2 separate regions of the Homo sapiens genome follow, and region 1 is linked to region 2. A link is a contact called in ENCODE Hi-C or POLR2A ChIA-PET data. All regions are on one chromosome and are shown on one strand. Each heading gives the region's core, a stretch centred on a gene start or an enhancer-like site at or near the end of the contact. The rest is flanking DNA. Distances are from core to core; before and after follow the strand shown.

Evidence for each region. A loop is a pair of places that touch in the nucleus more often than their neighbours do. ChIA-PET counts read pairs that join two places held with the same protein, here RNA polymerase II (POLR2A). Pooled maps may share reads with other maps.
Region 1: a map of left cardiac atrium shows a loop between it and region 2 (10-fold over the local background). The contact joins two enhancer-like sites. A Hi-C loop is called at or near these places in 1 of 168 maps with a recorded cell type or tissue (left cardiac atrium) and 2 of 50 pooled maps. POLR2A ChIA-PET finds 5 or more read pairs at or near these places in 2 of 52 experiments (PC-9 and activated CD4-positive, alpha-beta T cell).

What each region holds. Positions count from the first base shown.
Region 1 is chr1:8,762,100-8,767,779 of GRCh38, forward strand. All of the region lies in intron 1 of RERE (arginine-glutamic acid dipeptide repeats), which reads right to left. Among named protein-coding and RNA genes, the nearest start is that of RERE, 53 kb to the right of the region's middle. RefSeq lists an enhancer at 1,972-2,021. Within about 2 kb of position 1,977, at least 4 of the 41 ENCODE cell types and tissues checked have a DNase peak (open chromatin) inside an H3K27ac peak, as active enhancers do.
Region 2 is chr1:8,180,859-8,185,843 of GRCh38, forward strand. No RefSeq gene overlaps it. Among named protein-coding and RNA genes, the nearest start is that of LINC01714, 25 kb to the right of the region's middle. Within about 2 kb of position 1,618, at least 16 of the 41 ENCODE cell types and tissues checked have a DNase peak (open chromatin) inside an H3K27ac peak, as active enhancers do.

The DNA of each region.
Region 1 (5,680 bases), core at 727-3,226, 580 kb after region 2:
TTCAGACCAAATGCCTCCTTCTCCAAGCAACCTTGTGTAATCTCCTTCCCCTAAGGAGAGGTCATTGCTTCCTCCTCTGAACTTCAGCAGTACCTCACTTGACCCTTACCAATTTCAGCCTCCTATCACAAGTACCTGTACTGACATACAAGCATCGTCACCCTACTGGAAGACAAGCGCCTTAGGAGAAGGTTCAATGTCTAATTGAACTGTGAGTCTCCCACAAATTCTGGTGAAAATATACTTGCACACAGTAGGTACTTAAATATTTGACAAATGAATGAAAAAATTACAAATCAGCTTTCTCGGTTATAACACAAGCTTTTCAGCACAAGAACTTGTGCCCATTTACTTAATTTTTTTAAAACATACAAATTGTGAAGACTAATCATAATTTCCATGAAACCAGCCCTTTTTGGTTCCTAGAATACCCGAGAAAGGTGCTTATTTTATTTGAAGACAAAAAAAGTAGCATCAGTTAGCTAGGTCAGGCACCATCTAACTCTACTATTCACTGAGGCCAGGAACATTTCCTAGGGCCTCAGCTTTGGTCCTTCTGGATGAAGCCTCAGGGGGACTTTCCTCTGATAATGGACTAAACGATTCAAGATGACCTTAATGACCACCCTGTTTAAAACAGCCTCCTTATTTCTCCAATACTTCTTCTCCAAACATTGATGTTTCCACCATAAGGTCAGCTCCTCTTTTTCTTCCCCTTATGGCAAGGCTTATGGAGAAACTACACCACATAAATGAAGACTAGGAGCTCAAAATTCCAGAATGACCTGGGACCATGGAAAATTAGTATTTTGCCTTCTACAGTAAAGTCACACTCTTGAGCAAAGGAGGAAAAAAAAATTATCACAGTCCCTCAATCAGCAAAAATCTAGGCATGGAAGACTAAAAGAAGTTAGGGTCCAGTAAGCTTAAAAAAGAAAACAGTGACTCAGAAATTTCCTATCTGCAATATATAGCAGGTTTAGAGGACGAAAATGAAAACAGAAGATTATTTCTAGACAGCTTGATGGAGAAAGATAATATTTACCTCAGTAAAGTTACAACCATAGGAACAAATCCAGATTCTATTTGTTTTTGTACAACTCTGCAAAAAATCATAGGGTGTAATTCACTTCTCAGTTCAGAAATAAGACGTCCTTAAAAAAATAAGTAAGAGGTACTTCTTGAAAACTAAAAGAAAAAAAATCTACTCCCATAATCAAGAGTTTCCATGCAGTATTAAAAATGATGTCCAGCTGGGCGCAGTGGCTCACACCTGTAATCCCAGCACTTCGGGAGACTGAGGCGCATGGATCATTTGAAATCAGGAGTTTGAGACCAGCCTGACCAACATAATGAAACCCCGTCTCAACTAAAAACACAAAAAAATCAGCCAGATGTGGAGGCGCACGCCTGTAATCCCAGCCACTCAGGAGGCTAAGGCAGGGGAATCACTTGACCCTGGGAGGCAGAGGTTGCAGTGAGGCAAGATCGAACCACTGCACTCCAACCTGGGCGACAGAGCTAGACTCCGTCTCAAAAAACAAACAAACAAAAAACAAGACCGGGCACGGTGGCTCATGCCTGTAATCCCAGCACTTTGGGAGGCCGAGGCAGGCGGATCACGAGGTCAGGAGATAGAGACCATCCTGGCCAACATGGTGAAGCCCCATCTCTACTAAAAGTACAAAAATTAGCCGGGTGTGGTGGCATGCGCACCTGTAGTCCCAACTACTCGGGAGGCCGAGGCAGGAGAATCACTTGAACCCAGAAAGCAGAGGTTGCAGTAAGCCGAGATCACGCCACTGCACTCCAGCCTGGCAACAGATCAAGACTCCGTCTAAAAAAAAAAAAAAAAAGTCCCTCCTATAATTCAGGAAGTGAAGGTGCTAGTTGACTGTTATTTATTCTCACTCAAAAAGCTAACTCAAGGTCAAGAAGACCTCTGCCACCAGCTGCAGTGTACCAATCCTAGGAGGCTATTTCTCAGAACCCCATGCTTCTTATCAAGATGGTTCCCACGCTGTCTTCCCTTTCCCTCATCACTGCCTCCTCCAGGTCAAAGAATATCCCCAGGGCAAGTTGCAGCTGCTCCTTATGCACTCAGCCCTGGCCTCAGAGTACACATGGGTTTTGCCTCATCTATGACTCTTGGGGGAAGCTTACTATGCAGAGAGCAACTGCAATGTGTCGCTCTCTATAGGATCCCAGCCAGGTGCCTTAGTGCCATCGGGAAAATGAGAGGAAACAAGGAACACACAAAAATCATGAAATACTGCTTCGGGTACTAACTCCAAGACAGAATTTTTTTCTTAAGTTAAATGTTTAAAAACAAAAAAAAGCTACAGTCATCTATGTATTCAGTCATCCAGTCAATCCCATGCCAAGTATAATCTCTGTTAACTATGCTTAGTGTGGTCAGAAAGGAAGTCTAGATAAACAATCACAACAACAGAGTGGGCTGAATGCAAACAGCCGGGGTTCAAGGAAGGCTCCCTGAAGAAAATTACCTGTAAACTGAAGCAAGCAAGAGGTGACCAGGCTAAGAAGAAAAGAATGTTCACCACACAGCCATTACTCAGGGACGTAATTCACCCAGATTTCTATTTTTAAAAGATCAAAGGCTCCAAAAAAGCAAAGGGCCAGTAAGCACAAGACAGAGGCTCAACCTCATTAGGGAAATGCAAATCAAAACTGTAAGATACCACTTCACACCCATCAGAATGGCTACAATCCAAAACCCAGATAGTAAGTATTAGTGCTAATGTGGAAAAACTGCAAGGTTCATGCATTGCTAGTAAAATTGTAACATGGTGTAGCCACTTTGGAAAACAGTTTGTCAGTTTCTCAAAATGTTAAACAGAGGTTCCATACCCCCCAAAAATTTCACTCTTAGGCTTTGGAAGTCACCCCAAGAGAAATGCAAATACACATCCTCACAGAAGTTTGTACATGAACGTTCACAACAGCATTTTTTTAACAGCCAAAAAGTAGAACCATTCAAAGTGTCCATCAACTAGTGAATAAATAAAATGTGGCATAGCCACACAATGGACTATGATTTGGCATTTATTGGGAATGAAGTACAGATGTTATGCTACCACATGGGTGAACCTTGAAAACATTATACTAAGTCAAAGCAGCCAGTTACAAAAGACTACATGATTCAATTAACGTGAAATGTCCAGAATAGGCAAATCCATAAAGACAGAAAGAAGATTAAGGGCTGCTTAGGGCTGGGGGATGAGTAGAGGAGGAAATGAGGAGTAACTGCTCATGGATACAGGATTTCTTCTGGGCATAATTAAATGTTCTGAAATTGCAGTGATGATTGCACAACTCTGTGAACACAAAAAACAATTGAATTGTACAATTTAAGTAGGTAAATTATATGATATGTGAATTGTATCTCAATAAAGCTGTTATAAAACCAAACAAAAGGCCGGATGCGGTGGCTCATGTCTGTAATACCAGCACTTTGGGAGGCTGAGGTGGATGGATCACCCGAGGTCAGGAGTTCAAAACCAGCCAGGTCAACCTGGTGAAACCCCATCTCTACTAAAAATACAAAATTATGCCAGGCGAGGTAGCTCATACCTGTAATCTCAGCACTTTGGGAGACCGAGGCAGGCGGATCACAAGGTCAGGAGATCGAGACCATCCTGGCCAACATGGTGAAACCCCGTCTCTACTAAAAATACAAAAATTAGTAGGACATGGTGGCACGTGCCTGCAATCCCGGCTACCCGGGAGGCTGAGGCAAGAGAATCGCTTGAACCAGGGAGTCGGAGGTTGCAGTGAGTCAAGATCGCACCACTGCACTCCAGCCTGGCGACAGAGCGAGACTCCGTCTCAAAAAAAAAAAAATTAGCCGAGTGTGCTGGTGCATGCCTGTAATCCTAGCTACTTGGGAGGCTGAGGCAGGAGAATCACTTGAACCTGGGAGGCAGAGGTTGCAGTGAGCTGAGATTGCAACACTGCACTCCAGCCTGGGCAACAATGAAACTGCATCTCAAAACAACAACAACAAAAAGAAAAAACAAACAAAAGATCAAAAGGACTACAGCAGTGAAGAACAAAATTTCTAATTTTGTTAGAAATTAGAGGATTTGAACATGCCAACTGGTTTGGAATCTATAAAGTAATTCAAGCAAGAGACAGTGGCCAGGTGCAGTGGCTCACGCCTATAATCCCCGCACTTGGGAGGCCAAGGCTGGCAGACCACTTGAGGTCGGGAGTTCAAGACCAGCCTGGCCAACATGGTGAAACCCCATCTCTACTAAAAATCAAAAAATTAGCTGGATGTAGTGGCACGCACCTATAATCCCAGCTACTCAGGAGGCTGACGTGGGAGAATCACTTGAACCCAGGAGGTGGAGGTTGCAGTCAGCCAAGAGCCAAGATTACACCACTGCCCTCCAGCCTAGGCAACACAGCAAGACTCCATTGCAAAAAAAAAAAAAAAAAGAAAAGAAAAAAAAGAGAGAGAGAGAGACAGTGGCCTGAACTAGCGTAATGGATTAGGAAGAGATAAGAGATACAGGAAAAAGAAACAATACTTGATTCTATATAGTGGGGAGAAGAGAAGGAATCAACACAGCCCAGGGTTACTTACTTAGAAAATTGAGTAGCATTTATCAAAACAGGAAAACACAGAAAGACATGTTTGGGAGCAGGAAAATTCACAATATTGTGAAATTTAATTATATTTACAAAAGTTATATAAGGACTTAGAGAAGGTTTTAAGAAGGTTTTGTTTTAAGGTTTTGTTGGAAGCTTTCTTGGGCATTTATCTAATTTTAAAATGCAATTTAATGTTAGTTATGTTTATAAGTAGAACTGGATATTTAAACAGAATTCAACTTGAATTAATCAACATGTATCAAAAACTGCATTATTTTTCTTTTACCTTTATATAAAATGTACTGAATTAATGAATAGACTAATATGATTTATAAACTGAACTCAAGGCTCAAGGAAAATTGGACTTTAAACTTTTTAACAATAAATTGACTATTCATTTTCTACACCAGAAACTGTAAGTAGTTGGGTATCACTGGCATGTAGCATTACTGGTTGAAAACCGAGAAGTTCTAATTTGATGGCTTCTATTTTCTCTGGAAATGAGGTCATCAATTCAGGAAATGGAACGGAAGGATGGGTGGTATGAGAAAGTAGACCAGGAATCCAAGGTTTGATACATAATTGAAATAAAAGCAATGGAGGCCAGGCACAGTGGCTCATGCCTGTAATCCCAATACTTTAGGAGTCTGGGGCAGGACAATTGCTTGAGCCAGAATTTGAGACCAGCCTGGGCAACATGGTGAAATCTCATCTCTACAAAAAGCAAGTCAAAATTAGCTGGGTGATGTGGTGCACATCTGTATTAATCCCAGCTACTTGGGAGGCCAAGGCAGGAGGATCACTTGAACCAGTAGGTGGAGGCTGCAGTAAACCAAGATTGCACCACTGCACTCCAACCTGGGCTGCAGAGTGAGGCCTTGTCTCAAAAAAAAAAAAAGAGAAAGAAAAAAAATGCTGCTTATCAAAAAGGATGGGATTTCTAAATAAAAAGCTTTCTTTATTAAAAAAAATTAAAAATAGCCTGTAATCCCAGCACTTTGGGAGGCCAAGGCAGGCGGATCACTTGAAGGTCAGGAGTTCAACACCAGCCTGGCCAACA
Region 2 (4,985 bases), core at 368-2,867:
CAATGGCATGATCTAAGCCTTCTGAGTAGCCAGGATTACAGGTGCCTGCCACTATACTCGGCTAATTTTTTTGTATTTTTAGTAGAGATGGGGTTTCACCTTATTGGCCAGGCTGGTCTTGAACTCCTGACCTCTGGTGATCCACCCGCCTCAGCCTCCCGAAGTGCTGGGATTACAGGCATGAGCCACTGTGCCCGGCCTATTTATTGATTCTTTTTTGCTGCTTGACCTACTGATTATTGAGAAAAAAAATTGGTGGATTTGTCCATTTCTATTACTTTTTTTTTTTTTTTTTAAGACAGATTCTCACTCTGTTGCCCAGGCTGGAGTGCAGTGGCACGATCTCGGCTCACCGCAGCCTCCACCTCCTGGTGAGGTGAAAGTTTGCCAGCTGGAACCTTCCAGCAATTCTCCTGCCTCAGCCTCCCAGGTAGCTGGGATTACAGGCATGCACCACCACACTTGGCTAATTTTTGCATTTTTAGTAGAGGTGGGGTTTCACCATGTTGGCCAGGCTGGTCTCGAACTCCTGACCTCAGGTGATCTGCCAGCCTCAGCCTCCCAAAGTGCTAGTATTACAGGTGTGAGCCACCGTGCCCGACCTCTATTACTTTTTTATGTATATGGTGTGAGACATTTTTATTAGGTGCATATACATTTAGAATTATTATGTCTTCTTGGTGACACGAAAATTTCATTTTCATATAGGAACCTTTTCTGTCTTAGAGTCCTTGTGTGTGTGTCATACTGATGTAGTTATGCCAGTTCTCTTTTGTTTAATATATTTTTGGTGTCTTTTCCCCACCTTTTGCTTTCAACTTTTCCATGTCCTTTTGCTTTAGATGGCTCCCTAACAGGGTTTATCCAAGGATGATAATGTCTGCTTTTTAACTCAATGAGTTTGACCCATTTATATTTTGGGGGACGATGAATACTGTGATACGTAAGTTTCCAACATCTCACTGTAGGGGATACTGGAAAGTATGAGCGTCAAGATCATGTATCTTTTCCAGGAATCAAAGCACGTAGTGTGGCAATTCAGATATGTTGGTTGCCTTGACTCTTCTTCAACAGAATTAACAGTTTTGGATCTTGAGAAAATGTTATTTTCTGGCTAAGTATAGGGGTAAAATGAAATCTTTGGGAAATTAGTGAATTCTCATGATTTCTCAAAGCTTTTCTTGGGTAACTCCAAGAGGCAGCCTGGTGGAGTGAAAGCATGGACTCCAGTGCCCCATTCTCTAGCTGCGTGATTTGGAGTAAATTCCTTATCTCAGTGACTCTGTGTCTCCATCTTGAAATTGAGAATAATCACACCGGCCTGAGATTTTTTTACCATGTGAATGGAAGCACGTGGCACATAGCAGGGACTGAATGAATGTGCCCATGTCCGCTCTCCCTCCTCTTTCTAGGGCTGCGGCCTTGGTGATGTCAAGAACATTTTGTAAATATTACAAGTAAGATAAGGCATTGTGACTATTACTCGTTAAAATCACTTTGTTTCCTGACTTAGGTGATTCACTGCAACCCAGAGAAAGTTTTGTGTTGTGTTCTGGCTGGCGAAACTTCTGCAAACAACGAATGCTTCTTTTCATCAGCCTATTCTGCGTTGGTTGGTAGGATGTCAGTCTATAACCACATCAATTTCAGGTAATAACAAGTGTGTGAGCTTTCTGAAGCTTTTTGTTTACTTATTTGTTTTAGGGTTGTTCAAGTGTGACTCATGTAGTAGCACTGCATTCTTGAGAATTCACAGAGATCGAAACACAGATATGAAACAGGGCCAGAAAGAATAAGGCGTTCCCAATATATGAGAGTAAAAAAAAAGCACAAGAAAGCGAAAGCATTCAATGTCTGCATCCTGTATAGATGAGAAACTTAGCAGTATCCTCTTTTCTTTTTGGACCAATCATATGCTGATAAAACAGGGTCTCGCTGCTTTCCCCCCATTTTTAACATCTTCAAACATTCTGAGAGCCTACGGGAATAGAGGCAAACAGGTTTGATGTGACTGGTCATTTGGCCAAAGGTATTTTACTCTGCGCTCAGCATTTTGTTTCGTTCATGCTCTCTAGCAGTTTGGAATCTAAAAAGGAAAGATTAGATAGAGGAAGTGTGAAAATGCATACGCAATGTGGGAAACCAGGCCATGAACTTGAGTTTTTAAATGCATGGTATAAGGCCGGGCTCAGTGGCTCACGCCTGTAATCCCAGTACTTTGGGAGGCCGAGGTGGGCGGATCACCTGAGGTCAGGAGTTCGAGACCAGCCTGTCCAACATGGTGAAACCCCGTCTCTACTAAAAATACAAAAATTAGCCGGGCATGGTGGCAGGCGCCTGTAATCCCAGCTACTCGTGAGGCTGAGACAGGAGAATCGCTTGAACCTGGGAGGCAGAGGTTGCAGTGAGCCGAGATCGTGCCATTGCACTCCAGCTTGGGGGACAAGAGCAAGACTTCGTCTCAAATAAATAAATAAATAAGTGCATGGTATGGTTTGGCTAAGTTGGAAACCATGGGATAATCTGGAATGGTTTATTAGAGAGGCTAATGGTGGGGAGGTAGGTACCCAGAACCTTGGGCTAGAGATGACTGACCCTTTCTGGCTGTGTGATCTTGGGCAAACTGCTTCACTTCTCTGTGCCTCAATGTCCTCCATCATGAAGAGAGAATATAGGGTGCCTTCATTGTAGGGTAGTTGTAAGGATGAAAGGAGTTGGTATATATAAAGTACCTATCTCAGTCTAGGGCTTCTCAGCCAGCATGCAGGGTATATGGGCTTCAAATGGATGAAAAAGGTGCTGATCCCAGGTACCTGGCTGTGAGCATCCTCATCTGCTTACCCCAGAGGAGTGTCTCCCCCAAAACATTGCATTTTCTTTTCTTTTCTTTTTTTTTTTTTTGAGACAGAGTTTCCCTCTTGTCTCCCAGGCTGGAGTGCAATGTACAATCTTGGCTCACTGCAACCTCCATCTCCCAGGTTCAAGTGATTCTCCTGCCTCAGCCTCCCAAGTAGCGGGGATTACAGGTGTCCACCACCATGCCTGGCTAATTTTTTGTATTTTTAGTAGAGATGGGGTTTTGCCATGTTGTCCAGGCTGGTCTCAAGCTCCTGACCTCAGGTGATCTACCTGCCTCAGCCTCCCAAAGTGCTAGGATTACAGGTGTGAGCCATCACGCCCAGCCAAACACTGCATTTTCTATGAAGGCCATGATATGACAGAGCTCGGAGGGCACTACCAGGCCCGATTCTCTGGGCCTGAGGGTGCGGCTGTCTCGGCAGTCGACTGTATTGATGTGGCAAGACAAGGTCCTTGTTAAGAGTTTGAATTTGGGCTTTAGACTTCAGAGGTTTTCGAGCTTTTACTGACTCTGTTGGCAGCACAAGTATTCAACACTGTGAGCACAACTAAGACCAAAAGCAACTGAAGTGATTTGTGCCTCTCCTAATATCAACAGTTAAAATACAATTTGAATTAAACATGTGAAAGATTCTTCTGTGTAAAATTTGTACTAGGGGCTAAGTTCCTACGCCCTTTGTCCATCTCTCAGCTAGAGTAAAAAGCTGCCACACCTTGAGATGGGTGATTTTGTGGAGTGGCTGACTTTGTGCTGCCCTGCCTGTCATATGACAAGTGGCTCTAGGGGTTTGGACTGAATGTGCTTGGTGGAATGAGTAAGCAGAATATTGGTCAGCACGGAAGGTGAGATGGGCACACCAGGGCTCCTGATGCTGATCTTTGTACTTTTGTGTATGTTTGACAATTTCCATAATTAAAAGTTTTTTTAAAATGTGCTTGGATAATTAAAAGACTCGTATATAAAATAAAGCATGATATCCAATCATGATTAACTCTATTATTTATATTCTTATGAAAATTTCTGGCCAGACATGGTGGCTCACAACTGAAATCCCAGCACTGTAGGAGGCTGAGACAGGAAGATCACTTGAGGCCAAGAGTTCGAGACCAGCCTGGGCAATATAGTGAGACCTTGCCTTAGTCCATTCTCACACTGCTAATAAAGAGATACCTGAGACTGGGTAATTTATAAAGGAAAGGGGTTTAATTGACTCACAGTTCAGCATGGCTGAGGAGGCCTCAGGAAACTTGCAATCATGGTGGAAGGGGAAGCAAACACGTCCTTCTTCACGTGGCAGCAGCAAGGAGAAGTGCCGAGCAAAGAGGGAAAAGCCCCTTATAAAACCATCAGCTCTCGTGAGAACTCACTCACTATCATGAGAACAGCAGCGTCAGGGTAACCACCCCCATCATTAAATTACCTCCAACTGGTCCCTTCCACAGCACTTGGGGATTATGGGAACTAGCATTCAAGATGAGATTTGGGTGGGGACACAGCCAAATCATATCAGACCTCATTTCTATAGCATAAAAATAGGAAATTCACCAGGGGCGGTAGTTCATGGCTGTAGTCCCAGCTACTCCAGAGGACGAGGCAGGAGGATCGCGTGAGCACAGGAGGTCAAGGCTGCAGTGAGCTATGATCACCCACTGCACATTAGCCTGAGCAACAGAGCAAGATCCAGTCTCAAAAAAAAAAAAAAAAAGCAATAAGTCATGAGTTAAGTTTCACGGGTAGCTAGTTAATACCAATTAAAAATAGCAGCATTGGACATTTACATACTTGTACTTACATAAGATAGGTACAAGGCAAATATTATCTCATAGAATTCTCACCACAACCCAATGATATAGGTGCTTTATCACCCCCACTTTATGGATGAGGAGACTGAGGCACAAAGAGTAACCCGTCCAAGGCCACATAGCCAGTAAGTGACAGAACCGGGATTCAAACCCAGGCCAACCCGCTCCCATGGTCCATGCTCTTAGACTAGATAGGGCTGTACCACAGTTTAGCTTTGCCCCTAGTATTTGGCCAAAATTTGGTCTTCGGCTTTGGTGGTGGGAAGGGAGCCAGGTGCCGACCTCAGCACCGTTTTTGGCTTCTTTGAACTTGTGTGTACTGA